Linked DNA regions of Homo sapiens: region 2 is linked to region 1. The links are chromatin loops, found by intact Hi-C in ENCODE. Cell type or tissue: dorsolateral prefrontal cortex. All regions are shown on one strand. Links, peaks and the distances in the headings refer to the core of each region. The heading gives the core; the rest is flanking DNA. Region 1 overlaps LOC105376387 (a long non-coding RNA gene). Region 2 overlaps LOC105376387 (a long non-coding RNA gene).

The links. Peaks named below come from ENCODE experiments on the same cell type or tissue, not always from the same donor. Only the 100,000 strongest peaks of a DNase experiment are listed, where the experiment ranks them.
Region 2: it touches region 1 in a loop (4-fold over the local background); 1 of 110 quality-filtered maps calls a loop at or near these places.

What each region holds. Positions count from the first base shown.
Region 1 is chr10:6,988,830-7,004,319 of GRCh38, reverse strand. All of the region lies in intron 2 of LOC105376387 (a long non-coding RNA gene), which reads left to right. Among named protein-coding and RNA genes, the nearest start is that of LINC02665, 100 kb to the left of the region's middle. RefSeq lists an enhancer at 9,212-9,381. In dorsolateral prefrontal cortex, for the core only: no CTCF peak of the experiment used is centred there; a DNase peak (open chromatin) is centred at 4,595; H3K4me3 peaks cover 510 bases; H3K27ac peaks cover 4,818 bases.
Region 2 is chr10:7,052,919-7,068,408 of GRCh38, reverse strand. All of the region lies in intron 1 of LOC105376387 (a long non-coding RNA gene), which reads left to right. Among named protein-coding and RNA genes, the nearest start is that of LINC02665, 36 kb to the left of the region's middle. RefSeq lists a silencer at 1,973-2,032. In dorsolateral prefrontal cortex, for the core only: a CTCF peak has its summit at 13,325; no DNase peak of the experiment used is centred there.

The sequences.
Region 1 (15,490 bases), core at 1,999-6,998:
TTCTGTGAAACATTCTTAGGGAACTGAGGGGTCTGTAGGAGGTAGAGATTAGAGATTGCAAATACAGTGCCCACATGCAATGCACACACATCAATGCCAGCCTCCAGCTGTATGTGTGCATGTGTGTGCACATGACAGGCAGAGATTAGAGACTGCCAATACAGTGCCCACATGCAATGCACACACTAACCTCAGTGCCAGCCTCCAGCTCTGTGTGTGTGTGTGCGTGCACATTCCAGACAGAGATTAGAGACTGCAAATACAGTGCCCACATGCAACACACACACTCACCTCAGTGCCAGCCTCCAGCTCTGTGTGTGCACATGTCACTGTGGTTGATCATGTCAGGGTTTCTATCATGTGCTTCCATCGTTTTCCTGTCACCACCACGAGAGCCCTGGTTTGCTGTTCCTGGTCAGGATGCCACATTTTGATCAGTGTGTAAAAGAAGTTTTAATTACAACTGAGAGTACATGTGATTTGAATAGGTCTCGAGTAGAACATTGAGCTGATGGACTCTTCCATTTACATTAGAATAATGCTTTCTAAACCATGGATTATGAAATCAACTTACTGAGTTCTAACCATTTCCAAAATAAAATGAATGAAAATGCAAACAGGAGACTGCTTTCTATATACAAGGGAGACATTGTGTCATGAAACTTTTCTCTGTGTACAGTGGGTCTTGGTGTAAAATATATTCTTTGTTATAAGCCATCAAAGAAAAAAACGAGAAACACTAGGTAGAGGACCAATCATGTGTTTACATATATGCAACACATTTTGCCTTAAAAGTATAAAATAGAGCTTTTATTTTTCCATACACACATTAAAAAAAAACATGACCCTAGTGGGTCATAAAATCAATTTAGTAGGTCACAACAGGCATTATTAAAGACAAAGGAACAAAATAGAATAGAAAATATCAGAGCACTTTTTTATACCTGCTATATCATAAGACTTGCTTCTGTCATGCACACACATGAAACCTACATGTATGAGTAAGCTGGGATATGATATAACATATGTTCCCTAACTAGTCATGTAACTTTTAGAGACACTGTCATAGCCTATTCAGGGCAATGGACAATTTTACTCAGAGAACGCTCCATTGCTGAAGGGCAGTCGAGTGAATGGCACGCTGACTACAAACACAATTTAGTTCCTGCAAGCATCCTGCCCCAAACCCCAGTATTCTAAGGGTATCCAGAAAAATATCTCAACAAAAATGTCAAGCCCCACTGTTGCAGAGAGAAAGAGAACGTTTTTCTGTCTTCACCTTGTCCAGTTGGAGATGATGAGGAAATCTCTTCTGCTTTTTCTTCAGTGCTGGTAAATATTGAAATAACTAATGTTGCTTTTTGGAAGCTGATGTTAAGACCAAGTTTGGGATGCAAGATGCTGGCTAGGGATCAATAGCTGTGATGGGAGGGAGGAAGCAGAATGGGACAGAGGAAGTCAGGTGCCATGGAACCCAACAAAGGCTCAGGGAGCTCTGGAGTGAGTGGTGCCATTCAGGGTGCTCAGCAGAATTGGGCAGCGTTTCACACCCGGTCACCAGATGCAGGCTGTTCCTGGAAGGGAATGCGCCTGGGTTGGGGCACCATCTGCAGCTGAGGTGAGCCTTAAAGGAGCTGATGTCTGAGGCTGTCTGCCGACCACACTCCACAGCAAGTCCCTCCTTGAAGAGGGATCTGGGCAGCAAGTTTCCGCCATGACTGAAGAAGCCACATATTGTCCATGGATTGAGTATGGCTATAGATGCAAGGGTGGGTGGAGAGCCTGTCGTGGAGGAATGCCGAGAATTCAGTTATTCTTGAGCAGTGCCTGTTCATTCACCTAGATGTATTTGGTTGCTTTGTATCCCGGCTGTTGTCGGGAGAATGGACCCATACAAGGCAATACACTCATTCGTTTATTTACTGGACACAAACTCGTTAAGCAGGAGAACACTGTGTTGGTGGGGTTCCATTATGAGATGCCCTCTCTCAAGAATGCTCAATTTCTGAGCATTCATCTTTAATTTCTTACAGCAAGATTAACAATTGTTGCACATTTTAGGAATTTACAATTTTATAAGCTTCCAAAGCATATGTTATCTTATTTAATCATCGGAATGCCGTGAGGCAAGAATCATCAGTAATATCATTTTAAAAATGAGAAACTCAAGGTCAAATAAGTCAAACCACTCAATCAGTTTGTCAGTGGCTAAGGTGGGGCTCTGTGTTTTGTTCCTATGATTTTATTTTTATTTTCATTTTTATTTTTTTGACACTAGGTCTTACTCTGTCACCCAGGCTGGAGTGCAGTGGTGCAATCATAGCTCACTGGAGTCTTGACCTCCCGGGCTCAAGTGAGCCCCCTGCCTCCACCTCCAGAGTAACACCTACAAGGGTGCACCACCATACCTGGCTAAGTTTAAATAAATTTTATAGATATGGGGTCTTGCTATGTTTCCCAGACTGGCCTCCAAATCCTGGGCTCAGGCGATCCTCCCACCTCGGCTTCCCAAAGTGCTGGGATTATAGATGCGAGCCACTGCACCTGGCCCCTCTGATTTTATATAATTTGTTTTCTTTCTGCTGTATTATTTTGTTTTTACAGAAAGCTGAAATCTGCATCCCTACAGCTTCTATATCTTATCCAGGTTCAGTTCCCTGGATTTGTTAGAACAACAGTTCTAATTGATGCTTCTTAGGAAACTGCTCTGTGGGAATGGTTTGTTTCTGTCCCACCCGGCCTCAGCTGCTTGAATCGGGGAATTAGAATCATCTGAAGTTCTGCACACCCTGTGCCTGGGATCTGGCTACGAAGATCAAGGCACTGAGGTCTTGAATCCCTCGGGCCCCTCAGGCACAGCTACCTCTATGGGCTCTCTGTAACAGGGCAGCTTCTGGGTGGTCAGCATCCTCCACGGTGGCTCAGGGCTCCAGAGATACCTGTCCCAAGAGAGAACCAGGCAGAAAGCTAGCCACAGAAGTCACAGGGGGCCACTTCTGATGCATCTTATCCCTCACAAGCAAGTCGCTAGATTGATCCCTATTCAGGGAGAGGGAAATTAGACTCTACCTTCTGTGGGAAGAGTGCCAAAGGACTTGCAGACAATTTAACAACCATCCCACCTCTTTTGTATCTTTTGCTTCTTATCACCTCCCATGTCTGGGCATTAGTGTGCCCATGGATGTGGTCCTGTCGCTTCCAACCCACTGGCTGGCCCCCGGTTTCTGGCTTTTCTTCATTTCTGGTTTGACCTTGTGCAGCTATCACTGTCTTGTTTGCCTGTACCATGTCTCTTTCCGGGTGAGAAGGATAATTTTTGACTGCAGCATCAATCAGCAGAAGGAATACCATCTTGTGACATTTCCTCTCCTCCCAGCTCTCAACAGGTGAACGATTGAGTGGGGGTGAATATGAGGGGTAATCCCACAAAAGGCTCTGAAATTACCCAGAAACTCGTGACCCCACAGATTTGTGCCCTGGGCAGATGACCCAGGGGTACAGCTTGACCGAAACAGGTGTACAGGTAATCTCCTAGCGCCCCCCAGCAGCACAGGGACAGATACTACCTCCAGACAGACCCCCTTCCTGTGTTTAGAGGAGATGGCATCTATTTATAGAACTGACTCATCAGTCTCTGCTTGAGGTAGTGGGGGTATCAGAGATCCAATTTATTTCTTTTATTATTATTATTATACTTTAAGTTCTAGGGTACATGTGCACAACCTGCAGGTTTGTTACATATGCATACATGTGACATGTTGGTGTGCTGCACCCATTAACTCATCGTTTACATTAGGTATATCTCCTAATGTTATCCCTCCCCCATCCCCCCACTCCACGACAGGCCCAGTGTGCGATGTTCCCCACCCTGTGTCCAAGTGTTCTCATTGTTCAATTCCCACCTATGAATGAGAACCAACACAAGCACTTATCACTTGCACTGTTGCTGTAAGTGGGCTGAGAGCTAGTCACATAGAGCATATTTAGTGCAAAGAAAGTAATTCACCGAGTCCAGCTCTCCTGTGGTTAGTGGACTTCATACCTAGGCTTGCCTCCTGTAAGCAGAACATAAACAGCCCATTCAAATTAAGAGCTTGTTGAGAACCCACATGGCTGTAACCAAGGCAGCAGCAGCGGCTGCGGCCGCAGCCTCAGAAAGCAAGTGAAGATTCTATTATTTCCCTGGTATTCATAAAAGGGCCACTTTACAACTGTGATCTCAACATGTGTAGAGATTTCACTGAATTTTAAATTTCAGGGCCGACTTTTACAAACAGACATTAAAACTAATAGCTGTGTGCCTGGTGCTTTGAAAGCAAAAGGTGTATTGAGGCAGGATTTGTGCAAAGCTCGTGGGGAGTCACAACAGAGAAAGAAAATGAATATGCAAATGCATAAACAAAAATCCTCTTCATGTGGAATGTTATTACAGATCCACATGGAGAAAGGAACCTTTAAAACGACCATTTCTCTTTGTTGCATGGCTCAAGATGGCTTGGAACTGGGAATCCAGGAGGCATTTTCAATGCATTTTCCATGGTCCCTTGTGAAGAGAAGGGGTGGGTGGAGATTGTGCCAAAGCTGTGCTGTACCAGTCTACCCTGGGTCTAGGGCTGTTTTGGTTTCCTAAATGGACTGTGGGATGAAGAGTGGTTTATTCATTTTCAAACAAAGCCAAGTTTGTGAGCAGCAGACTGATTCCATTCAAAAGGCCAGAGGAGAGGTCAGAACCTACCAGAACTAAACTCACTAGAGACACATGCAAAGGGATGTATTCAACCCCCAGCCCCACCTTCCCATACACACACTCAGGTGTGTGCAACATTGGTATAGCTTGAGCACTGGCTGATTGAGTGTGAGTATAGAAAAGAAAAGACCTAAAGGTTGCAGTGACCCACGGTGTGAAAATCAGCCACAAAACCTCATTGTAGAGCAAGAGACATTAAAAACAAGTGCATTAAACCTGTTTTATTTTCAATAAAAAATTAGGGAATCTCCCCTGCACCACAAAAGCTAATTTCTCAATACTACAAATTGAGGGTTCTTTCCTTTCTTCACTCCTGCCATGTGAGATTGCAAAAGAATTTTAAGGGCATTTTCTCTAACCCATTCTGTTCAAAGCAGGGCAGTTTCTCAGATTTGGGCCCACAGTCTAGTGGGGTCTAATATAGGACTGTGGGCCTTAGACCAGGGGGAATACTGAGAAGCCATGTGCAGATGGACCTGTGGCTTTGCTGCCTGATAGATTGGCATTGTGCAAGCTACATTTGTCCAGTTCCAGGACTGAGCTTCTGCCTCATCCAGGTCCTCATGGTGGGATTTGAGTATCTCAGCCCATTTGGATGCAGCTCTGAAAACATTCCTGGTCCTTGTCAGTGCCCTCTCCTGAAGAAGGTGATTTTTTTCAGCAAGTGGCTGAGGACTGATTCACACCAGTTTCCAAAACTTGCCTTGGTCTGCAGTCTCTTGATGTTATGCGTCACACGACAAGTTGGATTCCCAAGAGCATTGGGTTTAAGACTCCTGATCCCCCATCTCCTTTCCAGCCAAATCTAGTGCTGGGTTCCTCCAGCATCAACCACCTGTTCCTGCTGGTTTATTTTCTTCTCCAGGGAAAAAACAAAGATAATCAATGAAAGTTGCAAAGGGGAGCTTTGGCTTATTTTTGTCCCTCTACCTATCAGAGAATACCTTCTTCTCTGAGAGATATAATTCAAAGGGAAAGTTTGATTCCCATTGCCAGTGTTTGCAGTAAGAGGAGAGAAGGGGCAGCCTCAGCCCTGGCTGGGTTGTTTTGAAGCTCTATATTAAAATTCTTATTGCCACCCTAGTAAGATTGATAGTAATCACCATAAAGACCATCTATCATTAGTTGTCCTGAGGCTGCGATGTAACAGGAGTGAAATTAACTTCAGCTCTCATCTTCCTCCACACTTCCTCTGGGTCCCTGGTGAGGTCTGAGCCTCAGGAGTACTTGTAGCAGGGTGGAGTATTCTCATTCCCCACTTGCCAGGAAAACTGTAGGGAGGGCTTGTCTTCCTGTGCCTTCAGCCAAGGAGAAGTTAATCAGGCTAGAAATTGCATCTCTCAGATTTCTGGAAAAACTCATTCAAAGAACATCTTTACTATGTAGTTAAAGGCTGGGTGTTTAGGGTGGGGGAAGAATGATTAGGAGGAGCATGGGGGAATTTTAGGGCATTGAAAACACTCTTTGTGATACTACAACAGTGGATTTTTCATGCCATTATACATTCGTTCAAACCCATACAACGTTCACACTAAGAGTGAACCATGATATAAACTCTAGATTTGGGGTGATAATGATGGTTCATCAGTTGCAACATAAGTACCCTCTGGTGGGGGATGTTAATACTGGGTGAGGCTGTGCACATGTGGAGGTAGGGGATACAGGGAACTCTCTGTACCTCCTGCTTAATTTTGCTGTGAACCTAAATCTGCTGTAAAAAAAAAAAAAAAAAAAAAAAAAAGCCTAAAAAGAAGCAGCAGCTGGGTTACCAGTTATTCTACATGAGTTGGAAGTGGAGGATTCAACTGTTCCCTAGACTGTCTTCTAATCACCTATTTTTCTTGTCACATTACTCATTACCCACTCCTGCTAACACCAGTTTTGAAGCCTTTCTGTAGCTCTGCCAGAAATTGTGGCTTTTATAACTGCTGCAGCCTTTCCCTTAAGTAATAGATTATGGACTCCGGCCCCCTTGCAATTTTTCTGTTCTCTTCATGGGTGTGGGTAAATCACTTAGTCCTTCTTTACTACTATTTCAGTAAAGTTTCAGGGAGGCACATACGTGTTCTCAGTCTGCCATCTTGAACTGAAACCCGGAAAGCATTTAGACAAATATTTCTGGGTCCCAACCCCATACCTACTGAATCTAAGTTACCTTGTCTGCTGGCCAGATAAAAAGAAAAAGGTAGGTGTGTGTGTGTGTGTGTGTTTTAAATCTCCTGATGACTCTGAAGCAAACCTTCCCTTGAGCAGTGATTGGCCCCTGGGCTGCTGGATCCAGCCCCAGGTCCCAGGCAGATGGGCAATCTGCTCTTTCTCTGCTACCCCAGCCATCCAAACAATTTATATTTTCATTTTGTCCACCATGATATTTCATACTTTTGTGACTGCCTGGATTTCATACGTTGTCTTTTTCACTTGATCAATTACATTCATCCTTCATTCTGTCTTTGATGGAAAACCTTTTTAGTTGCTCTCCTGCCTACAGGGCCTTGCATAGGATGGGCACTTGATATAATAGCATGATTTATACTAGAATTCAGCTGGGTTATGTGGATTAACATGGCGGAAGAAGGACAATGCTAGCAAATAACTAAAAAGTATAGTAGCTCAAAGAACAACTGTATTTTCTGGGCTAATAAATGATAAGAAATTAAATGTTTCTTAAATTGAAATAGAAAAAAAGCATGCAATTAATTTCTGTATTTCCCTTTTGACCTCAGAAGCCTCCATGTCATTTTTTATTTTCATCTATGTCTTTAAATTTTGTGCAACTCCTTAGGTCATGAAAGAGGTACCGTCCTATATCCTATGATAGCAGCCCAGCTGTGTGTTAAGACACAACCTAAAGAAAAGTTTATGTAGGGTGGGAGGCGGGAATGTAAATGTTGTTCACTGGCTGTGTTGAGCTGAATGTACCAGGCTTAGAAGTACAGTCCTCTGGATTCCAAGTGTGATGACAAAGAGAAATAGATTCAGATGTCAGTGAAGACAAAGGCATGTTTATTTAGACATACGTTTCAATGTCGTCTCCTGGGGAAAGCTTACTTCATGCTGCAGCCATAGGAAAGGGCTTGGAGGGTCTCAGGTGAATAAGCCTATATGCTAATTTACTAATTAGCTTCAGGGACTTAAATTTTACTCATCATGAATGCAAAATCTGATGCTTCCCATTGTGCCAGATGCTTTCGCAGATCAAACCCTGCAGAGAGGAATAATTTTTCTCTTGGGGAGGAATTTTATAAGCTGTTATATTACCTTCTACATTGCAACGAACCTCTTCTGGATCCATAAGTTTTGTAACTTAGAATTTTTTTTTTTTTTTTTTGGCATTGCGGTAAAAGACAGATAATCAATTCAATTCAGACATCTACTGAACACTTGCTCGGTTTCCACCTGGAATCTGAGCTCCTGACACAGGAATTGTCTTACCCATTTTTGCAACTGCAGCACTAGCTACAGTGCCAGATAGATAGTAGGGCACCAAGAAATATCTGTTACGTGATTGATGAATCATTGAAGAGCAGAAGGGGAAGCTGGTGGAATCATATCCTGCCTTTGTCTCCGTCCATGAGGAACTCACAGTCTACAGCAGGGATCACACAGTGACGTGTCTATAGGGCCAGGAATGTAGAAATGAATGAGTGAAATGAATTGAGTAGAAGAAAAACAAGCTGCCAGAAATATAGTCAATCTTTCTCTATTTTTAAAGATGTATTATTATAAGGTCATAACAAAATATGTGTAATAGTAGAGAATATGTTATCAATTTGAAAGTAAAAGTTAAAATAAATGTACTTAATATGTCTTATAATATATTTTAATACATTTTAATATGCAATTCATTAAAATTTTTATTTATGCTTTATGATTTTTAATTTTGTCATTCATCATGCTTTTGACTAGGATATAGAAACATGACAGTTCCTTTTTACTTTTTTGTCCGAACGTGACAATGTCAGATTGTGTGTTCTGTGTAAACCAGAATTCATCCTTAAACCTTTAACAGTCAGTGACATGTAGTTTTCTGCGGTTTCATAATGAAAACCAGCTGTTCACAAATATAGGTATTTTAATGTGGATAGATTCTTGCACAGTGATTTTCATTGTTAAAGTAACTACTCTTGAGCTATTTGTAAAATTCTGCTTTTCTAACATCATTGTAAAATTTACTTTTCAGTGAAGTGTAGTACAGTAAATTCCATTTGTAGTTTTTATTCAAATTACATTAAATCAGAGTGTGAATTGAACCCTGTAAGTGCACTGCATAAAGTTTGAAATCTGAGATTTTTTTTTCTTTTGCCATTCAGTCTTCAGATCTACAGTTTTGGAAGTGTTTCATTTGCATTTCAGAAAATTGGTTTGAGAGGGAAACTGAGTGGTATGACTTCTTTTAAAATGACATGTGAACAACTTCGTAGGAAGTTAAAATTTCATGGGACGTGTTAATGTCAACCCAAAAGGCTAAACCTGTATTCATGCTTTGCTGGTGAAAGGTGGTGAGATGTTTTTCTTTGTATTGAAGTAACATGCCTATTTTAGCCAAAAATTGATACAAATCTCTTTGTCACCTGGCACAACCAGATCATCTGACCTCCATGTTGTAACACCATGCCACACTTTGAGTCCAATAGGTATAATCTGTCTCTGGTTGTACATCTAGGGGCAGAGAGTGTTCAAGATGTTGCACTTCTTAAAGTTTTATAATAAACTATTATTCCTGAGTGAATGATTTAACAGCTAAATACAATGCCTTTGCACACTATTAACATATTGCAGTTAAGTACGCTAGCAAGTCTAACTCTGACCTTGACCGTAGCTTATCTGTAGTTCAATTTACTAATTGGGACCAGTTCACATTAAATTTTCCAAAACTTTTCTCAACACAACACAACATGTCATGTCCTGATATGTGTAGCTGTCACTGGTACCATGTCCAGAGGTTTGGTCATATCAAAACTCAATGGAAAAGATGAACAAATACAACTAACTGGCAGCTATCATCTGTGCTTGCCTCAACTGTAATAGAAAATATCATATAACTTATCTATTTTTAAGCAACTTGCCCTGAAAATTCTCAGCTTTATTGTTAGAATTCAGAACAAAAGCAACTGTGGTTAGATTTATAAATGCTTCTTTCTTTCCCATACCTAGCCACCTCTGTAGATGCTCGCTATAAACTCACCAACTGAAAAGGTTTTAATGCCTGGGCCAAGTTTTCACTTAATGTATAACTGTGTTCCCCAGCAGCATTGCTTATTTTACTCACACTATAAATAAACCTCTTGAAATTTTATTTTGTTTTTCATTTCATTAGATTTTTTTGTCATACTTGATTCAGGTGAAACTTACTGTGAATTGCTTTATATTGACTTTCTAAATTATATTCTTTTAACAAACTTTTTTCATACCAAACACTTTTTTTTATACTAAACATACAGGACTATTCTTTCATCTAGCAAAAAAGCGAGTTCTTTCCCATTCTGATTAACAGCTTTGGCCTCTTGGTGGATCTTGTTTTATCAACTCTCGGAAACGTGAATGCGAGATAGCTATCGTTTTCTTCCTTAAAAAGCAATAGGGAAGGCATGGTGGCAAAAGGCAAAAACGTGAGACCACAACCTTGGGAATGGCAGGGAGTGGCAGAGGCTGGAATACTGGGATGATGGTGCTTATCTGGGGGCTGCAGCCACTGTTCAGCCCCAGCCAGCAGCGGCCATAGACATGTAGGCTTAGGTTCTGCACATGAACTGCTGTTTGCAATAGTTACAGAGGTCACCTAGGAACAATTTGCAATATAAACAGTTCATCTTACTCTTAAATTTGTTTATATGTGTTAATTATTCATGCTTTTCCCTCCATATATTATTCATGCTTTTGTTTTCTATATTTTGATGCTTTGACATCTTGGGGTCTTGTTAACTTTGGAGGAACTCTTCCCTCGCCTATCCAGGGTTAGTCAATTCCTAGAGAAGGCAAACAACTCACCTATCAGCATACCTTTTGTATGCAAACTAGCCAATTATTTCTTCTTTTTTTTTTTTTTTTTTTCTTTTTGAGATGGAGTCTTGCTCTGTTACCCAGGATGGAGTGCAGTGGCATGATCTCGGCTCACTGCAACCTCCAACTCCCAGGTTCAAGCGATTCTTCTGCCTCAGCCTCCTGAGTAGTTGGGACCACAGAAGCCCACCACCACACCCAGCTAACTTTTTTGTTGTTGTTGTATTTTTAGTAGAGACAGGTTTCACCATGTTGGCCAGGCTGTTCTCGTGCTCCTGACCTCATGATCCACCCACGTTGGCCTCCCAAATTGCTAGGATTACAAGCGTGAGCCACCATGCCTGGCCCCAGCCAATTATTTCTAAGACCTCCTGTGCCCGATTCTCACACTCTGAGCCACTATCCCCTGCTCTAATCACCCTGATGCCAGGTGCCAGGCAGCTGTGGACAGGGGACTCCTATGAGATGTCCCCAGAGCCTGCTGACGTGTCAACTAGCTGATCCTAACCTGCTCACCTTGTCTCCACCATTCCTTCCCACGAAGACCACGATACAGGTTCTTGTCCACATTTTCACCCACTCTCTGCCTCCTAAGTGACCCAGGTGTCTCCACGTTACCCCCATAGCATGCCATACCTCTTCCTTTGGGATCTGTGAGTAACAAACTATCTTTTCGATGGCAGCTGTCTCCTGAACTGTCGCCCCCACCATACCTAAATAATACTAAAACTTCAGTTTTGAAATCATAAGAGACTAGCTGTAACACGAAAAGTGGTAAAAATTCTTAAATTAGCAACCAGATATAGATCCAACACTTGAATTGTAAATTATTTTATATTCATAAAAATGTTTAATGAGATTTATTTAAACTTTCTAAAGTTTTAACTTTAACATTTCTTAAGTGATTTTGAATAAATATTTTGATATTGATTAATCATGATTTGTATTTTAGAAGAAAATATGTTTTCTTATGGAAAACATGAAACAAATGATAGTTAAACTTTTTAACCTTAATTCATGTTTTTTTTTGTTTTGTTTTTTTTTTTTTATTGATCATTCTTGGGTGTTTCTCGCAGAGGGGGATTTGGCCGGGTCATAGGACAATAGTGGAGGGAAGGTCAGCAGATAAACAAGTGAACAAAGGTCTCTGGTTTTCCTAGGCAGAGTGTTTGTGTCCCTGGGTACTTGAGATTAGGGAGTGGTGATGACTCTCAACGAGCATGCTGCCTTCAAGCATCTGTTCAACAAAGCACATCTTGCACCGCCCTTAATCCATCCAACCCTGAGTGGACACAGCACATGTTTCAGAGAGCACAGGGTTGGGGGTAAGGTCATAGATCAACAGGATCCCAAGGCATAAGAATTTTTCTTAGTACAGAACAAAATGAAAAGTCTCCCATGTCTACTTCTTTCTACACAGACACAGCAACCATCCGATTTCTCAATCTTTCCCCTCCCCTTTCCCCCCTTTCTATTCCACAAAACCGCCATTGTCATCATGGCCCGTTCTCAATGAGCTGTTGGGTACACCTCCCAGACGGGGTGGTGGCCGGGCAGAGGGGCTCCTCACTTCCCAGTAGGGGCGGCCAGGCAGAGGCGCCCCTCACCTCCCGGACGGGGCGGCTGGCCGGGCGGGGGGCTGACCCCCCACCTCTAATTCATGTTTTTAATGAAAATATATTTAAATTTTGTGTATCTTAAGTAAAACTATTTTTAATCTTTTAGATCATTACTATTAATAAAACAAATTGTGTGAATATTGATTATGACAACATAATAGTGATTTTATTGAAATCAATCCAGCAAAACAAATTTAGAGAAATAAATAGAAAATAATTTATGAATTATTTACCCATATTTCATTACTTCTTCGAGCATCATTGGTCTACCCAATGCATGCCCACAGCATGCCCAGACATGCGCAATAATAATAAATTCAGTTGTCATTGGTATTTTGATGATTTGCTGTCAGATAGAGAACCATAGCTTTATCCATATTTAAAAATTTTGTCATTATGCTGGCATGTTTGTTAAAATAGGAAAATAGAACACATGCTTTTTAATAGTTTGATTGACTTATGACTTTTTTTTTAAGAGGCGGGATCTCACTCTGTCACCCAGGCTGGAGTGGAGATGTGAACAGAGCTCCCTGCAGTCTCCAACTCCTGGACTCAAGCAATGCTCCTGCCTCAGCCTCCCAAATAGCTGGGACCCCAACCATATAACACCATGCTCGGCTAATATTTTTATTTCTGTAGAAATGGGGTCTCACTTTGTTGTCCAGGCTAGTCTCAAACTCCTGGCTTCAAGCAATCCTCCCACCTTGGCCTCCTGAAGCTCTGGAATTACAGGTGTGAGCCACCATGGCTGGCCTAATTTATGATTTTTAAATGTTTAGGTATATGGTTTATTGGCCTGCCTTGATCTTCTAGCCCAAGCCCCACAAATTTAGAGGCAGGTGGCAGACACACTTCCTTCCTTCCTGTTTCTCAAACTGATAAACCTCCTCCTACCATCTGTTCTAGCATGAAGCTTTTTCTCTGAGATCTTCTGATGGCCCCTACCTTGGTCATTGAGTCTCAGCTTCAACACCACCTCTGTGGGAGGCTCATCCCTGATGATCCAGGCCCTGTAGCACTACCTTGCTTTATTTTTCTTGTATCTTGTATCATTTCCAGCTATTTCCAAATCTATAACTCTGTATATATTCTGTCTTCTATCTCTAGGCTGTAGACCCTTAATCAATTAAATCAGAATCCGATGTAGGGCCCGGCAGCAGTATTTTTCTTAAATCACTTAAAATACTCTGTAATGTGCAGCCGGGCTTGAGAACTCTCGCCCTGGGGTTGCACTTAGTGATATGCTCAATAAAAGAAACAGAAACGTTTAGGGAAGCCTTGTTTGCAACAGAAAAAAAAAAGTTTAAAATAACTGAAATATATAGCATCAGGAAAATGGAGATGTAAATTATGGTATATTCATAAAGTATAATACATACTATACATCGTTTAAAATAAATTACTTAGAACTACATAAATCAGCATGGATAAATCCTCCAAGTACATCGAGTAAGAAAAGCAAGTTATAGAAAGATATGTATGGCACAGCCCTATTTATAAAAAAGTGAAAAAGACGTAAAACTGCATGATGTATGAGTATGTACATCTGTAAGAAAATTTAATTTTTGAAAAAGTTTTGGAATGACAAACACCAATTTCAGGAAAGTGGTTATTTCTGGAAAGGGAGATGTACAAGGATTAGGGAAAAAAAAAAAACCAAACACAGCAACTTTACCTCTTTGCTTTATTTCTTAAAAAAGACAAGAAAGATCTAAAGTGAACGTGGGAACGTGTTGGGTTTAACACAGCTTACTCTTTCCACTTTTCTGCATCCTTGAAATATTTTGTAACAAAAAAAGATGATAAATTTACACCATGTTTTTTGAGGTACTATCAATAGGGGTTAATGATCATTTTTGTCAATCATCTGGCCTTTTCCCGTATTTTTGCAGCAATTATTTTCTTAACTCACTTCTAAGTCTTCTTTAATATCTGAGAATGTAGAGAAAACCTGAGAGCCATCCGGGTTCTTCTCACACTTTAATAAGGAAATTTTGCTCCTGCCCTTTGGATGCTTATTGAATCCTACTTAAATTTCCCATTCTCAGAAAAGTCTAAACCATGGTTCTTATCCCTATGCTCATGACTCATCCATTAATTCATTTGCTTACTAATTCAATTAGTATTTCTGAACACATTTTTTTTTTTCAGAGTCTTGCTCTGTCACCCAGGCTGGAGTGCAGCAGTGTGATCACAGCTCACTGTATCACTGTAGCCTCGACCTCCTAGGTCCAGGTCATTCTCCCACCTCAGCCTCCCAAGTAGCTGACACTACAGGCATGCACCACCACACCCACCTAATTTTTGTATTTTTGGCAGAGTGGAGGGCTTACTATGTTGCCCAGGCTGATCCTGAACTCCTGAGCTCAAGTGATCTGTCCACCTTGGCCTCCCAAAGCACTGGGATTACAGGCACACGCCACCATGCCCAGCCCAAACACACTTCTAAAGTGGAGGTGTTGGTAGAATTTTATTCTGAATATACCTTCTCTTACCCTGTTCCTCAGTCTGCCTTCAGATCTCAACTTAAAGTATCATTTTTGTTGTGTTTATGGCATATGTATTTCAGATAACACGAAGAATTTCACAGCTAGTTATATTATTCATTTTTAGATTCTCACCCACTTCATAAGGTGTGATTTAGATTCCTGAAAGTTCCCCACGTGTCACTAACAGAACAATCTGAATGGAAAACGCAAGGCTTGTGTGAAGTTCCGTAAGAATGGATGGTCTTGGAGCCAGCTGGTGGGGCCTTATAATTCCTCCTCTAAGGCCAAAGCTCTGGGGCTCTACTGAATATCCAGAGGGCCTTAGAGATGTGTCATTTATTTATTTATCTTTTTTGAGACAGGGTCTCACTCTGTCGCCCAGGCTGGGGTGCAATGGTGTAATCATAGCTCACTACGGCATGAATCTCCTGGGCTCAAGTGAGCCTCCTGCCTCAGCCTTCTGAGTAGCTGGGACTACAGGTGTGAGCCACCAGGCCCGGTTTATATTTTAATTTTTTGTGGAGATGGGGTCTTGCTATGTTGCCCAGGCTGGCCTCCAACTCCTGGCCTCAAGCAATCCTCCTGTCTTGCCCTCCCAAAGTAATGGGCCCACGGATGTGTCATGATGTATTACA
Region 2 (15,490 bases), core at 10,232-15,231, 56 kb before region 1:
CGGAGATCTGTTGTACAACAAGGTGTGTATACTTGACACTACTGTATGATGCATTTAAAAGTGATTAAGAAGATACATTGTATGTTGTGTACTTTTTACCACAATTAAGAAAAAATGTTGGCCAGGCGCAGTGGCTCATGCCTGTAATCCCAGCACTTTGGGAGGTTGAGGCAGGAGAATGGCGTGAACCTGGGAGGCGGAGCTTGCAGTGAGCCAAGATCGTGCCACTGCACTCCAGCCTGGGCGACAGAGCAACACTCTGTCTCGAAAAAAAAAAAAAAAGAGAGAAAGAAAAAATATTTTGCTCCTTCCCAAATAGTACCCATCCTTTCAATTTCAGCTTCAGGGCTGGCAATGTTCCTTGATCATTCCTGCCTATGATTTTTTTTTTTCTTCTCTCAACTCATGTAACACTTATATTCCAGACATTCTGCGCAACACTTACTTGATTTTTTTGTAACTGTCTTATGTATGTAGATAGATGGCTTTTCCCAGGTAGACTTCAAGCTTCTCTAGGGCAGGCATCACGCTTAGGCTTTTTGTAACCTACACAAAAAATACACAAGTTGGACTATGTTACCGTTATATAATCTTTGATGAATTGAATCAGGTTGAAGATCATTCTTCTTTAAGATCTTCAGGAGACTGTGACTGGGTGTGGTGGCTCATGCCTATAATCTTAGCACTTTGGAAGGCCAAGGCAGGAGGACCACTTGAGCCTGGGAGTTTGGGACCAGTCTGGGAAACATGGCAAAACCCCATCTCTACAAAAAGTAAAAAAATTAGCCTGGCATGGTGGAGCACACCTGTAGTTCCAGCTCCTAAAGAAGCTGAGGTGGGAGGATCGCTGGAGCCCGGGAGGCAGAGGTTGCAGTGAACTGAGCTGAGATTGCACCATTGTATTCCAGCCTCGGTGGCAGAGAAACATCCTGTCTCAAAAAAAAAAAAAAAAAAAAAAAAAAAGATCTTCAGGAGACTAAATTTGCAACTATCCTTGACATCCTTGATGCTATGTTAGTGTTAACCGTGCTAAATTTTTCACTGGGCCTTCTCTTTAATAGCAAGTTGCTTTAGAAACAAATATTTCCTCCCAAACCGTCTATACATCTCTCAATTCCCTTTGCAATTGCTATGATTATTTTATTCTTGCAAATATTTGGACATTTCTGCATAAACACCCATTTAGAAATTAACCACTTGAACTTTAAGAAACTTTTGACATTAATAAAATTAAATGATGTTTTTCCTAACTCTCACTGTTCTTCCAGCAATTTTTTTAAACAATCCTATTTGGAACAGAAATAATGTCACTTCGGGAAAGAGGCATTGACATTTTCTGACCAAGACACCTTTAATAATTCATTATCACCAAATATTCCAATGTTGTTGAACTTAAAAATCAGAAAATTTAATGCCATGCTTACAGCTAACTTCTCAGTATATGAATTATTTATTTTGTGCCATTTCTGGAAGAAAAAATATGGCCCACAGTCATAGCATGAGTGTATGTATATTTAATATTTTTACTGCGCATTCATTAAAAATCAGTATTTATTCCCTAGAAAAACAGGATAGGATAAGAGTTGATTGGCTGCTACGAAGGAAAACACCGTCCCTTTTGGGATTGCGAAGCAGCCAGACACAGCAAACTGTGATGTAAGCTGGAAAGGTGGTGAATGAGGGTTTCTTGGACTTGTTTATCTTCCTCACTGAGGTCATGCAGCCTGCTGCTTCTTTGTAATTTTTTTTTTTTTTTTTTTTTTTTTTTTTTTTTGAGACGGAGTCTCGTCCTGTCGCCCAGGCTGGAGTGCAGTGGCGCGATCTCGGCTCACTGCAAGCTCCGCCTCCCGGGTTCACGCCATTCTCCGGCCTCAGCCTCCCAGGTAGCTGGGACTACAGGCGCCGGCCACCGCGCCCAGCTAATTTTTTTTTTTTTTTTGTATTTTTAGTAGACATGGGGTCCTTGTAAGTTTTATTGCAGGGGTCCCCAGCCCCAGGGCTATGGATGGGTACTGGTCTGTGGCCTGTTAAGAATCGGGCTGCACAGCAGGTGAGCGGTGGGGAAGCGAAACTTCATCTGTATTTACAGCCACTCCCCATTGCTGGCATTACTGCCTGAGCTCAGCCTCTTGTCAGATCAGCCGTGGCATTAGATTCTCATAGGAGTGCGAGCCCTGTTGTGAGCTGTGCATTTAAGGGATCTAGGTTGCGTATTCCTCATGAGAATCGAATGCCTGATGATGTCACTGTCTCCCATCACCCCCAGATGGGACTGCCTAGTTGCAGGAAAACAAGCTCAGGTTCCCTTATTCTACATGAGTTACATCAGTTGTTACAACTGATATTGTTGTAATATATTGTTATTACATTGTAATATATAATGAAATAATTATACCACTCACGTAGATAGTTGTTGTATAATTATAATAATAATAATAGAAATAAAGTGTCCAGGTACAGTGGCTCATGCCTGTAATCCCAACACTTTGGGAGGCCGAGGCGGGGGGATCACCTGAGGTGAGGAGTTTGAGTCCACCCTGGCTAACATGGTGAAACCCCACTCCTACTAAAAGTACAAAAAATTAGGCGGGTGTAAGTGGCACGTGCCTGTAATCCTGACTACTTGGGAGGCTGAGGCAGGAGAATCGCTTGAACCCAGGAGGTGGAGATTGCAGTGAGCTGAGATTGTGCCACTGCACTCCAGCTTGGGCAACAAGAGTGAAACTCTGTCTCAAAAAAAAAAAAAAGTGCACAATAAATGTAATGCACTTGAATCATCTCAAAACCATCCGCCTTCCCTGGTCCATGGAAAAATTATCTTCCATGAATTCAGTCCCTGGTGCCAAAAAGGTTGAGGATGGCTGACATAAAGGATGGGAACCTTGGTTTCACAACATAACCACCGTCAGATAATGGTGGAAAACACTCCACCTGCAAGCCAGACATCTGGTGAACACAAGCAGATACAATGTTTCAATATTTATCTCATTATCAATGAACCGACTGAGTTTCTGATTTGTATTTTTATGTACCATGAGTTAGGTTAGTATGTATCAGCCCTGGAGGACATTATGTTTTTTTCGTTGTTGTTGTTTTGTGTGGCCTTAAGGTTTTATTTTATTTTATTTTATTTTATTTTATTTTATTTTATTTTATTTTATATTATCATTATTATTGAGACAGAGTCTTGCTCTGTCACCCAGGCTGGAGTGCAGTGGTGCGATCTTGGCTCACTGCAAGCTCTGCTTCCCGGGTTCACGCCATTCTCCTGCCTCAGCCTCCCGAGTAGCTGGGACTACTAGCGCCAGCCACCATGCCAGGCTAATTTTTTTGTATTTTTAGTAGAGACGGGGTTTCCCCGTGTTAGCCAGGATGGTCTCGATCTCCTAACCTCGTTATCCACCTGCCTCGGCTACTATTATTTTTCTTGAGACAGAGTCTCACTCTGTCACCTAGGCTGGAGTGTAGTGGTGTGATCTCAACTCACTGCAACCACCACCTCCACCTCCCAGATTCAAGAGATTCTCGTGCCTCGACCTCCCTAGTAGCTGGAACTACATGTGCGCACCACCACACTCAACTAAATTTTTGTATTTTTAGTAGAGATGGGGTTTCGCCCTCTTGACCAGGCTGGTCTTGAACTCCTGTCCTCAAGCCATCTGCCTGCCTTGTCCTTCCAAAGTGCTGAGATTACAGGCATGAGCCACCAGACCCAGCCCTGACCTTAAGGTTTTAAACGTCCAATTCTAACCATGGTCCTTGGGTACTGTTGCTTTAATGGACTACACCATGACACGTCATGAAGAAGCCAAAATGACAAGACCACCAATAAGGGACATATAAACAAAGATGAACAGTTAAAATAATAAATGAGGCAGAACTTCCTGATGATTGTTCTTGAATGGAGATAAGGTGATATGCACATTAATGTAGGAAGTTCTGCTAATTTCACTTGGGATATAAGATAATGGAAGCAGCAACTAGAAAGTTGTCGGTCAGTGGCAGGATATGTAGATCCAGGACCAGGAGATGTGGATCAGGACCAGGATCCTCCAAGCCAGAGCGTCCTATGTGTGATACCCTTGCGAGAACTCACTGATACTCTCTGCACATCTGCATTCTTTTTGTCAGCTCCATATTTCTTCTCTCTGAGGCTACAGCTTGCCAGAAACGTCATGAGACCTACAAGATAAATGCTCCAAAAGGTTCCCAGAAGAAAAGACCAAGTGCATCGATCTGAAGAGTCTCAGTCTTCTAAAGTGAACGTGATTGTTATGCACCTAGAATAAGCAGCCAGATCTCCTCCTCGTATTGCAATAGCCCCACATTCCCCACACACCGTCCAAGGCTAAGTCTGACTTATGAGCGGAAGTCCTTCCTTTCAAAATGATACTGAATTGATGGTTCTCCAGTAAACCAAGACAAGAAAATAAAATCTAAGTTTTTTCTTAGACTCCCATAAAGAGAAAGACTGTCTACAAAATATGCATCTTAGGACTGTTGGTATTATAGATAGAAATGCTGACAACCAGGGTAGGAAGCTCAAGAAAGCAAGGTGGGTGTGAAGGTCAGGAATGAAGAGGACATGGTGTTTGCTGATGATAATAGGCTTGTGGAATTTCCAGAGGCACCATGATGAGGTAGTGAGAGCTGCTTCCATCTGGGCTGTAAACCTGGTCCTAACAGTGACCCACTAGCATTCTCTGGTCAAGCTACTTAAGCTATAGTACTAATATTCCTGCCCATAAGTGTCAATAATAACACCCACCTCATGGGGTGTGTGTGTGTAGTATTTGAAATGCCTTTGTCATACCGATGGGGGTTGGCAGAGACTGACATGAGAGATTCTTGTAGAAAGAAGGCAGAGATCGAGGGGGAGGAGCCAAGATGGCCAAATAGGAACAGCTCCGGTCTACAGCTCCTAGCGTGAGCGACGCAGAAGACAGGTGATTTCTGCATTTCCATCTGAGCTTTGAAGAGAGCAGTGGTTCTCCCAGCATGCAGCTGGAGATCTGAGAACGGGCAGACTGCCTCCTCAAGTGGGTCCCTGACCCCTGACTCCCGAGCAGCCTAACTGGGAGGCACCCCCCAGCAGGGGCACACTGACACCTCACACGGCAGGGTATTCCAACAGACCTGCAGCTGAGGGTCCTGTCTGTTAGAAGGAAAACTAACAAACAGAAAGGACATCCACACCAAAAACCCATCTGTACATCACCATCATCAAAGACCAAAAGTAGATAAAACCACAAAGATGGGGAAAAACAGAACAGAAAAACTGGAAACTCTAAAATGCAGAGCGCCTCTCCTCCTCCAAAGGAATGCAGTTCCTCACCAGCAACGGAACAAAGCTGGACGGAGAATGATTTTGACGAGCTGAGAGAGGAAGGCTTCAGACGATCAAATTACTCTGAGCTACGGGAGGACATTCAAACCAAAGGCAAAGAAGTTGAAAACTTTGAAAAAAATTTAGAAGAATGTATAACTAGAATAACTAATACAGAGAAGTGCTTAAAGGAGCTGATGGAGCTGAAAACCAAGGCTTGAGAACTACGTGAAGAATGCAGAAGCCTCAGGAGCTGATGCGATCAACTGGAAGAAAGGGTATCAGCAAGGGAAGATGAAATGAATGAAATGAAGTGAGAAGGGAAGTTTAGAGAAAAAGGAATAAAAAGAAATGAGCAAAGCCTCCAAGAAATATGGGACTATGTGAAAAGACCAAATCTACGTCTGATTGGTGTACCTGAAAGTGATGGGGAGAATGGAACCAAGTTGGAAAACACTCTGCAGGATATTATCCAGGAGAACTTCCCCAATCTAGCAAGGCAGGCCAACGTTCAGATTCAGGAAATACAGAGAACACCACAAAGATACTCCTCGAGAAGAGCAACTCCAAGACACATAATTGTCAGATTCACCAAAGTTGAAATGAAGGAAAAAATGTTAAGGGCAGCCAGAGAGAAAGGTCGGGTTACCCTCAAAGGGAAGCCCATCAGACTAACAGCGGATCTCTCGGCAGAAACCCTACAAGCCAGAAGAGAGTGGGGGCCAATATTCAACATTCTTAAAGAAAAGAATTTTCAACCCAGAATTTCATATCCAGCCAAACTAAGCTTCATAAGTGAAGGAGAAATAAAATACTTTACAGACAAGCAAATGCTGAGAGATTTTGTCACCACCAGGCCTGCCCTAAAAGAGCTCCTGAAGGAAGTGCTAAACATGGAAAGGAACAACTGGTACCAGCTGCTGCAAAATCATGCCAAAATGTAAAGACCATCAAGACTAGGAAGAAACTGCATCAACTAACGAGCAAAATAACCAGCTAACATCATCATGACAGGATCAAATTCACACATAACAATATTAACTTTAAATGTAAATGGACTAAATGCTCCAATTAAAAGACACAGACTGGCAAGTTGGATAAAGAGTCAAGACCCATCAGTGTGCTGTATTCAGGAAACCCATCTCACCTGCAGAGACACACATAGGCTCAAAATAAAAGGATGGAGGAAGATCTACCAAGCAAATGGAAAACAAAAAAAGGCAGGGGTTGCAATCCTAGTCTCTGATAAAACAGACTTTAAACCAACAAAGATCAAAAGAGACAAAGAAGGCCATTACATAATGGTAAAGGGATCAATTCAACAAGAGGAGCTAACTATCCTAAATATATATGCACCCAATACAGGAGCACCCAGATTCATAAAGCAAGTCCTGAGTGACCTACAAAGAGACTTAGACTCCCACACATTAATACTGGGAGACTTTAACACCCCTCTGTCAACATTAGACAGATCAACGAGACAGAAAGTCAACAAGGATACCCAGGAATTGAACTCAGCTCTGCACCAAGCAGACCTAATAGACATCTACAGAACTCTCCACCCCAAATCAACAGAATATACATTTTTGTCAGCACCACACCACACCTATTCCAAAATTGACCACATAGTTGGAAGTAAAGCTCTCCTCAGCAAATGTAAAAGAACAGAAATTATAACAAACTATCTCTCAGACCACAGTGCAATCAAACTAGAACTCAGGATTAAGAATCTCACTCAAAACCGCTCAACTACATGGAAACTGAACAACCTGCTCCTGAATGACTACTGGGTACATAACGAAATGAAGACAGCAATAAAGATGTTCTTTGAAACCAACGAGAACAAAGACACAACATACCAGAATCTCTGGGATGCATTCAAAGCAGTGTGTAGAGGGAAATTTATAGCACGAAATGCCCACAAGAGAAAGCAGGAAAGATCCAAAATTGACACCCTAACATCACAATTAAAAGAACTAGAAAAGCAAGAGCAAACACATTCAAAAGCTAGCAGAAGGCAAGAAATAACTAAAATCAGAGCAGAACTGAAGGAAATAGAGACACAAAAAACCCTTCAAAAAATCAATGAATCCAGGAGCTGGTTTTTTGAAAGGATCAACAAAATTGATAGACCGCTAGCAAGACTAATAAAGAAAAAAAGAGAGAAGATTCAAATAGACGCAATAAAAAATGATAAAGGGGATATCACCACCGATCCCACAGAAATACAAACTACCATCAGAGAATACTACAAACACCTCTACGCAAATAAACTAGAAAATCTAGAAGAAATGGATACATTCCTCCACACATACACTCTCCCAAGACTAAACCAGGAAGAAGTAGAATCTGTGAATAGACCAATAACAGGAGCTGAAATTGTGGCAATAATCAATAGCTTACCAACCAAAAAGAGTCCAGGACCAGATGGATTCACAGCCGAATTCTACCAGAGGTACAAGGAGGAACTGGTACCATTCCTTCTGAAACTATTCCAATCAATAGAAAAAGAGGGAATCCTCCCTAACTCATTTTATGAGGCCAGCATCATTCTGATACCAAAGCCTGGCAGAGACACAACCAAAAAAGAGAATTTTAGACCAATATCCTTGATGAACATTGATGCAAAAATCCTCATTAAAATACTGGCAAACCGAATCCAGCAGCACATCAAAAATCTTATCCACCATGATCAAGTGGGCTTCATCCCTGGGATGCAAGGCTGGCTCAATATACGCAAATCAATGAATGTAATCCAGCATATAAACAGAGCCAAAGACAAAAACCACATGATTATCTCAATAGATGCAGAAAAAGCCTTTGACAAAATTCAACAACCCTTCATGCTAAAAACTCTCAATAAATTAGGTATTGATGGGACGTATTTCAAAATAATAAGAGCTATCTATGACAAACCCACAGCCAATATCATACTGAATGGGCAAAAACTGGAAGCATTCCCTTTGAAAACTGGCACAAGACAGGGATGCCCTCTCTCACCACTCCTATTCAACATAGTGTTGGAAGTTCTGGCCAGGGCAATCAGGCAGGAGAAGGAAATAAAGGGTATTCAATTAGGAAAAGAGGAAGTCAAATTGTCCCTGTTTGCAGACGACATGATTGTTTATCTAGAAAACCCCATTGTCTCAGCCCAAAATCTCCTTAAGCTGATAAGCAACTTCAGCAAAGTCTCAGGATACAAAATCAATGTACAAAAATCACAAGCATTCCTATACACCAACAACAGACAAACAGAGAGCCAAATCATGAGTGAACTCCCATTCACTATTGCTTCAAAGAGAATAAAATACCTAGGAATCCAACTTACAAGGGATGTGAAGGACCTCTTCAAGGAGAACTACAAACCACTGCTCAATGAAATAAAAGAGGATACAAACAAATGGAAGAACATTCCATGCTCATGGGTAGGAAGAATCAATATCGTGAAAATGGCCATACTGCCCAAGGTAATTTACAGATTCAATGCCATCCCCATCAAGCTACCAATGACTTTCTTCACAGAATTGGAAAAAACTACTTTAAAGTTCATATGGAACCAAAAAAGAGCCCGCATCGCCAAGTCAATCCTAAGCCAAAAGAACAAAGCTGGAGGCATCACACTACCTGACTTCAAACTATACTACAAGGCTACAGTAACCAAAACAGCATGGTACTGGTACCAAAACAGAGATATAGATCAATGGAACAGAACAGAGCCCTCAGAAATAATGCCCCATACCTACAACTATCTGATCTTTGACAAACCTGAGAAAAACAAGTAATGGGGAAAGGATTCCCTATTTAATAAATGGTGCTGGGAAAACTGGCTAGCCATATGTAGAAAGCTGAAACTGGATCCCTTCCTTACACCTTATACAAAAATCAATTCAAGATGGATTAAAGATTTAAACGTTAGACCTAAAACCATAAGAACCCTAGAAGAAAACCTAGGCATTACCATTCAGGACATAGGCGTGGGCAAGGACTTCATGTCCAAAACACCAAAAGCAATGGCAACAAAAGCCAAAATTGACAAATGGGATCTAATTAAACTAAAGAGCTTCTGCACAGCAAAAGAAACTACCATCAGAGTGAACAGGCAACCTACAACATGGGAGAAAATTTTCGCAACCTACTCATCTGACAAAGGGCTAATATCCAGAATCTACAATGAACTCAAACAAATTTACAAGAAAAAAACAAACAACCCCATCAAAAAGTGGGCGAGGGACATGAACAGACACTTCTCAAAAGAAGACATTTATGCAGCCAAAAAACACATGAAAAAATGCTCATCATCACTGGCCATCAGAGAAATGCAAATCAAAACCACTATGAGATATCATCTCACACCAGTTAGAATGGCAATCATTTAAAAAGTCAGGAAACAACAGGTGCTGGAGAGGATGTGGAGAAATAGGAACACTTTTACACTGTTGGTGGGACTGTAAACTAGTTCAACCATTGTGGAAGTCAGTGTGGCGATTCCTCAGGGATCTACAACTAGAAATACCATTTGACCCAGCCATCCCATTATTGGGTATATACCCAAATGACTATAAATCATGCTGCTATAAAGACACATGCACATGTATGTTTATTGCAGCATTATTCACAATAGCAAAGACTTGGAACCAACCCAAATGTCCAACAATGATAGACTGGATTAAGAAAATGTGGCACATATACACCATGGAATACTATGCAGCCATAAAAAATGATGAGTTCATGTCCTTTGTAGGGACATGGATGAAATTGGAAACCATCATTCTCAGTAAACTATCGCAAGAACAAAAAACCAAACACCGCATATTCTCACTCATAGGTGGGAATTGAACAATGAGATCACATGGACACAGGAAGGGGAATATCACACTCTGGGGACTGTGGTGGGGAGGGGGGAGGGGGGAGGGATAGCATTGGGAGATATACCTAATGCTAGATGACGAGTTAGTGGGTGCAGCGCACCAGCATGGCACATGTATACATATGTAACCTCCACAATGTGCACAGGTACCCTAAAACTTAAAGTATAATTAAAATAATAATAATAATAATAGTAATAATAATAATAAAAAAGAAGGCAGAGATCTTGAACTCCTGACCTCAAGTGATCCACTTGCCTCGGTCTCCCAAAGTCCTTGCATTACAGGTGTGAGGCTCAGCACTTTGGGAGGTTGAGGTGGGTGGATCACCTGAGGTCAGGAGTTCAAGAACAACCTGGCCAACATGGCAAAACCCCGTCTCTACTAAAAATACAAAAATAACTGGCCAGGCAGGGTGGTGCATTCCTGTAATTCCAGCTACTCAGGAGGCTGAGGCAGGAGAATCACTTGAGGCTGGGAGGTAGAGGTTGCAGTGAGCCAAGATCTTGCCACTGCACTCCAGCCTGGGCAACAGAGAGAGACTCCATCTCAAAAAATAAACAAAAAAGAAAGAAGGTAGAGAGATGAATGATGTCAGCAGCGTCTACTCCAGCACGAGAAGGATTCTGCATCCCCCCCACCCAAAAAAAATCCAACCTACTCTTCACTGAACTGCTGATTGTTTAGTGATAAAACTGCTTGATCAGTGTTTTCTCTCTATGAGACATCTTTGACCCCTCTCTTATTTTTCTTTGACCTTTTCCAATTGTGCAGAAACTGTTTTTGGAATCTAATATGTACCATGGATCATGCTGGGTGCTGGGGACATGATACCTAAGGATGGAGTTTTTGGCTCTCAAGCTGGCAGAAAAGTAACTAGACATATTGTGCCATGTGTTTCTTCTGCCCAGCAAAAAAACTAATAAAAAATATTTTCCCAAAGTCTGTTTGATTTTTAATTCAGGGTCCTTAGATTTGTTTATTTATCTCTTTATCAATGTATTCATTCATTTTCAATTTTTATTGTGATAGAATACACCACATAACATTTTTTTTTTTTGAGGTGGAATTTCGCCCGGGCTGGAGTGCAGTGGTGCGATCTCTGCTCACTGCAACCTCTGCCTCCCGGGTTCAAGCAATTCTTCTGCCTCAGCCTCCCGAGTAGCTGGGATTACAGGTGCCTGCCACCACACCTGTCTAATTTTTTGTTGTTGTTGTTGTAATTTGAGGAGACATGGGGTTTCACCCTGTTGGCCAGGCCTGTCTCAAACTCCTGACCTCAGGTGATCCACCCACCTCGGCCTCCCAGAGTGCTGGGATTATAGGCGTAAGCCACCACGCCCGGCCAACATTTACCATCTTAACCATTCCTAAGTGTGTAGTTTAGTGACATCAAGTACGTTCACATTGTTCTGCAATCATTGCCATCATCCATCTCCAGAGCTCTTTTCATCTTGCAAAACTGAAACTATGTACCTATTAAATAATAACTCCCCATTCCCTCCCATTCCCAGGCCCTGGCAACCGCCATTCTACTTTCTATCTATATAATTTTGATTACCTTAGGTATATCATATAAGTGGAATCGTATTGTATTTGTCATTTTGTGATTGGCTTATTTCACTCAGGATAATGTCCTCAAGGTTCATCTATGTTGTAACATGTATCAGCATTTCCTCTCTTTTTTAAGACTGAATGATATTCCATTGTCTGTATATACTACATTGTCATTGTGCTATCCATTCCTCCATTGATGGACTTCTGGATTGCAGCCATATTTTAGCTACTGTGAACAATGCTGTTATGAACACGAGTGTACAGATTTCTCTTTGAAATTCCGCTTTCAATTCTTTTGTGCATATACTGAGAAGAGGAATTGTTGTATCATAGGGTGTCTTGGTCCGTTCAGGCTATTATGACAAGACACCATAGATCGAGTGTCTTACAAACAACAGAAATTGATTTCTCACAGTTGAGGAGGCCAGACATCTGAGATCAGGGTGCCAGCACAGTAGAGTTTGGGTGAAGGCTGTCTTCTGGTTTGCAGACTACTGACTTCTTGTTATATTTTCACCGCAGGAAAAGAGGGGGAGAGAGCTCTCTGGGGTCCCTTTATAAGGGTATTAATCCCCCTCATGAGGGCTCTGTCCTCATGACCTAAGAACCCCACTTCCTAATACTGTCATATTGGAGGTTAGGTTTTGAAGATATAAATTTTGAAGAGACACAAACATTCTGTGCATTGCAGATGGTAATTTTAAGTTTTTGAGGAACTAGCGTAATGTTTTCTACAGTGACTATACTCATTCAATTGGTAAGAGCAAATATATATAAACCTCTTTGCTCACTTATTTGATCACATAATTTGATTATCTGAAGTGGGAATTTCTTTTCTTTCCTTACGGGATTATTTTTCTTAATTTGTTCTGATACATGTTTATTCTATTGTGTGACTTAGATGTAAAATAGATGGAAGTGACACTCAAATTCCCAATTCATTGAGGATTTCCTTCCTGCCACCATCTTGTCTACACTCCTGTTTCTTACAAAATCACTGTCTCTCCTCTCCTCCCGTGCACTTGATTGTCCCCCTTGCCTGTTTTTTCTTTGCTCGGCACTCATCTTCAGTTTACCAAACTCTATACTTTTCACAGAGACTCTGTCCTTCTCCCTGTCCCTCTAGTAATGTTTCAGAAGTTTGCCTCCTACATTTATTCACTGATGACAGTCACCTGGTCATGCTAAGGTGCCTGTTAGCATTCTTGATTTGCCCCACTTTATGTTGGAGTAAATTCAGCCACCAAGCCATCAGCCAACACCAGGCTGTACCCTGTTTCCCATATTTAGACAGATATTTGATTTCTTGATATATCTTGATGTTACATTGATATATCTTGATATAATGTTGAATTAGTATAATAGTAATTAATCAGGTCTCTTCCTTACGGGAAGATTAAACAATGTTTGTAAAGCAGCTAGCATAGTGCATGGTAGGTTCAATGCGCAATAGATGTGGGTCCTTTATGTCATTTTTAATAGCATATGACGGTGCATAATGTAGCTTTCAGGATCACGTGGGCCAAGCAGATTCCGAGTCCTCTTAGATACTGTGCTCAAGAGCACTACCTCATGGGCCTCATCTGAACTGCAGGAGAGAGGGCCTTTGAAAGAAAGGATTCTGGCATCAGTCATTCTTCCGAGGTTTAAAATCTGTCTCTGTTGCTAAGTAGCTTTGTGACACTAAGAAAGTCACAAGTCTTAATCTCTGTGCCTCAGTTTCCCTATCTGAAGGTTCTGACAGTAACTGTTCTAGGATTACTATGAAGATTAAGTGGGATAATTTACATAAAGCATTTTGCAGAGGGATGGACACAGAGTAAATGCTTAATATATATTTTAAACTATTATCTAATAAGCTTAGTGATGGCTCTCCAGTTGAAAACTCTGGCTAACAGTAGGTTTTTATTTTTACTATATACAAGTAATTTTTTTTTTTTGAGATGGAATTTCGCTCTTGTTGCCCAGGCTGGAGTGCAATGGCACGATCTCAGCTCACTGTAACCTCCGCCTCCTGAGTTCAAGCAATTCTCCTGCCTCAGCCTCCTGAGTAGCTAGGATGACAGGCATGTGCCACCATGCCCAGCTAATTTTTTGTATTTTTAGTAGAGACAGGGTTTCTCCATATTGGTTGTGCTGGTCTCGAACTCCCGACCTCAGATGATCCGTCTACCTCGGCCTCCCAAAATGCATTTTTTAAAGGAAGTAGAAGAATGCAAGCAAGTGTGCCCAAACTTAAAGCTATAACTACAAGTACGTCTATGTAGCTCAATCAACTAAAAATATTGATAAAATGCCTGCAATATGCAAGTTGTCTTTTTCTAGAAAAGGCAAAGGGACATTAGTCAATATCCCTGCCCTTACCCAGTTTCCCATTTAGTTGGAGAGATTAGCCATATAGACAAAGATAAAAAACAATGTCACAGTGACTAGGAAGAGGGCTAAATTCTGCCCTTATTGTCTCTGTCTTACCATGTAAATGCAGAAGTAATTGTAGAAGTTTTCTGGATAGAAATGTTTTACCAGATGGATTTTTCCTTTCTTCTTTCTGTTTTTCCATGAAATGATAATTTGAGGATCAATACACAGCTTTCTCCAAAAATCTCAAAGTTATCCTATAAGGTTCAAGTTCCAGGGCAAGAGACATTCTGGGGCAGTATTGTGTGTGCATGTCTTTTTAAAATTCTTTCTTATGAAAATGTACAAACATATGCAAAATAGAATAGTAACATGAACCTCCACATTCCCACTACACAGATCCAGCCATTATCAAGGTTGCATCACGTTTGCCCCATCTATCCTTTTTCTCCCCCTTAATGAAGTATTTAAAACAGATCCCCCCAGGCACCTGTCATTGCATTCTTACGTATTCAGGATGTATCTTGTCACACAAGCCGTCCCTACTGCCAAATGATGCAAATGTATCATGGGCCTTAATGGGGGAAACTTACAAGTGGAGAAGCAGCAGAGTGCCTGACAAATTCCCTCCTCTCAAAGTTTCATGCTGTAAGCCAGGCATGGATGGCCAAAGTTTCAGGAGACAGGGCAGTCAGGAGAGAGAGCCCTGCTTCCTCTTTGTGTTACCTGGGGTTATATGAGTGAGCATAAGGGGAGGTGGGTGCACATACCTAGTTTCTTCAAATAACAAGAAATATATCAAAGAATTTCCAGGCCTAGGAATAACTTGAGGCATGCTGAGGGCCAACATCTGCCTGCAAGGGCCTGGAACCAGTCTTGCTTGTCAGGAATGTGAACATTAGACTAAGGCCTCTGTGCCTCCTGCGGATGGGCCCGGGCTAGCTGAGCCAGGGTGATTAAGCCACTAAGACCAGGAAGGAAACGTGCCTCTAAGAGCATCCAGATTTTCTTCTCATTGAATCTCTAAGAGATAAGGACATTTTCTTAGAGAACCACAATGCCATTATTACACCTAACACAAAGATAGCATCTTTGATATCATGTTATGCCTAATCCATAATCAAATTTCCCCAATTAGGGGTTAAGATCACAGTTGAGACTCATTTTTAGGGCATGAAATGAATTTTGTACATCAATATCAAGATCAAAAAAGAGTTTAAAAGATCAGAGTGCATCAGAAATAGTAAGAATACTTTTTGCAAAATATTGTTTCCCTTATATATAAATGTACTGGGTTTGAGAAACACTGTTTTAGGGAATTTCACGCTAATCCCTCTGTCCTGCTTTTCTGCATCCTGTCTCTACAACTAATATTTAATTTAAT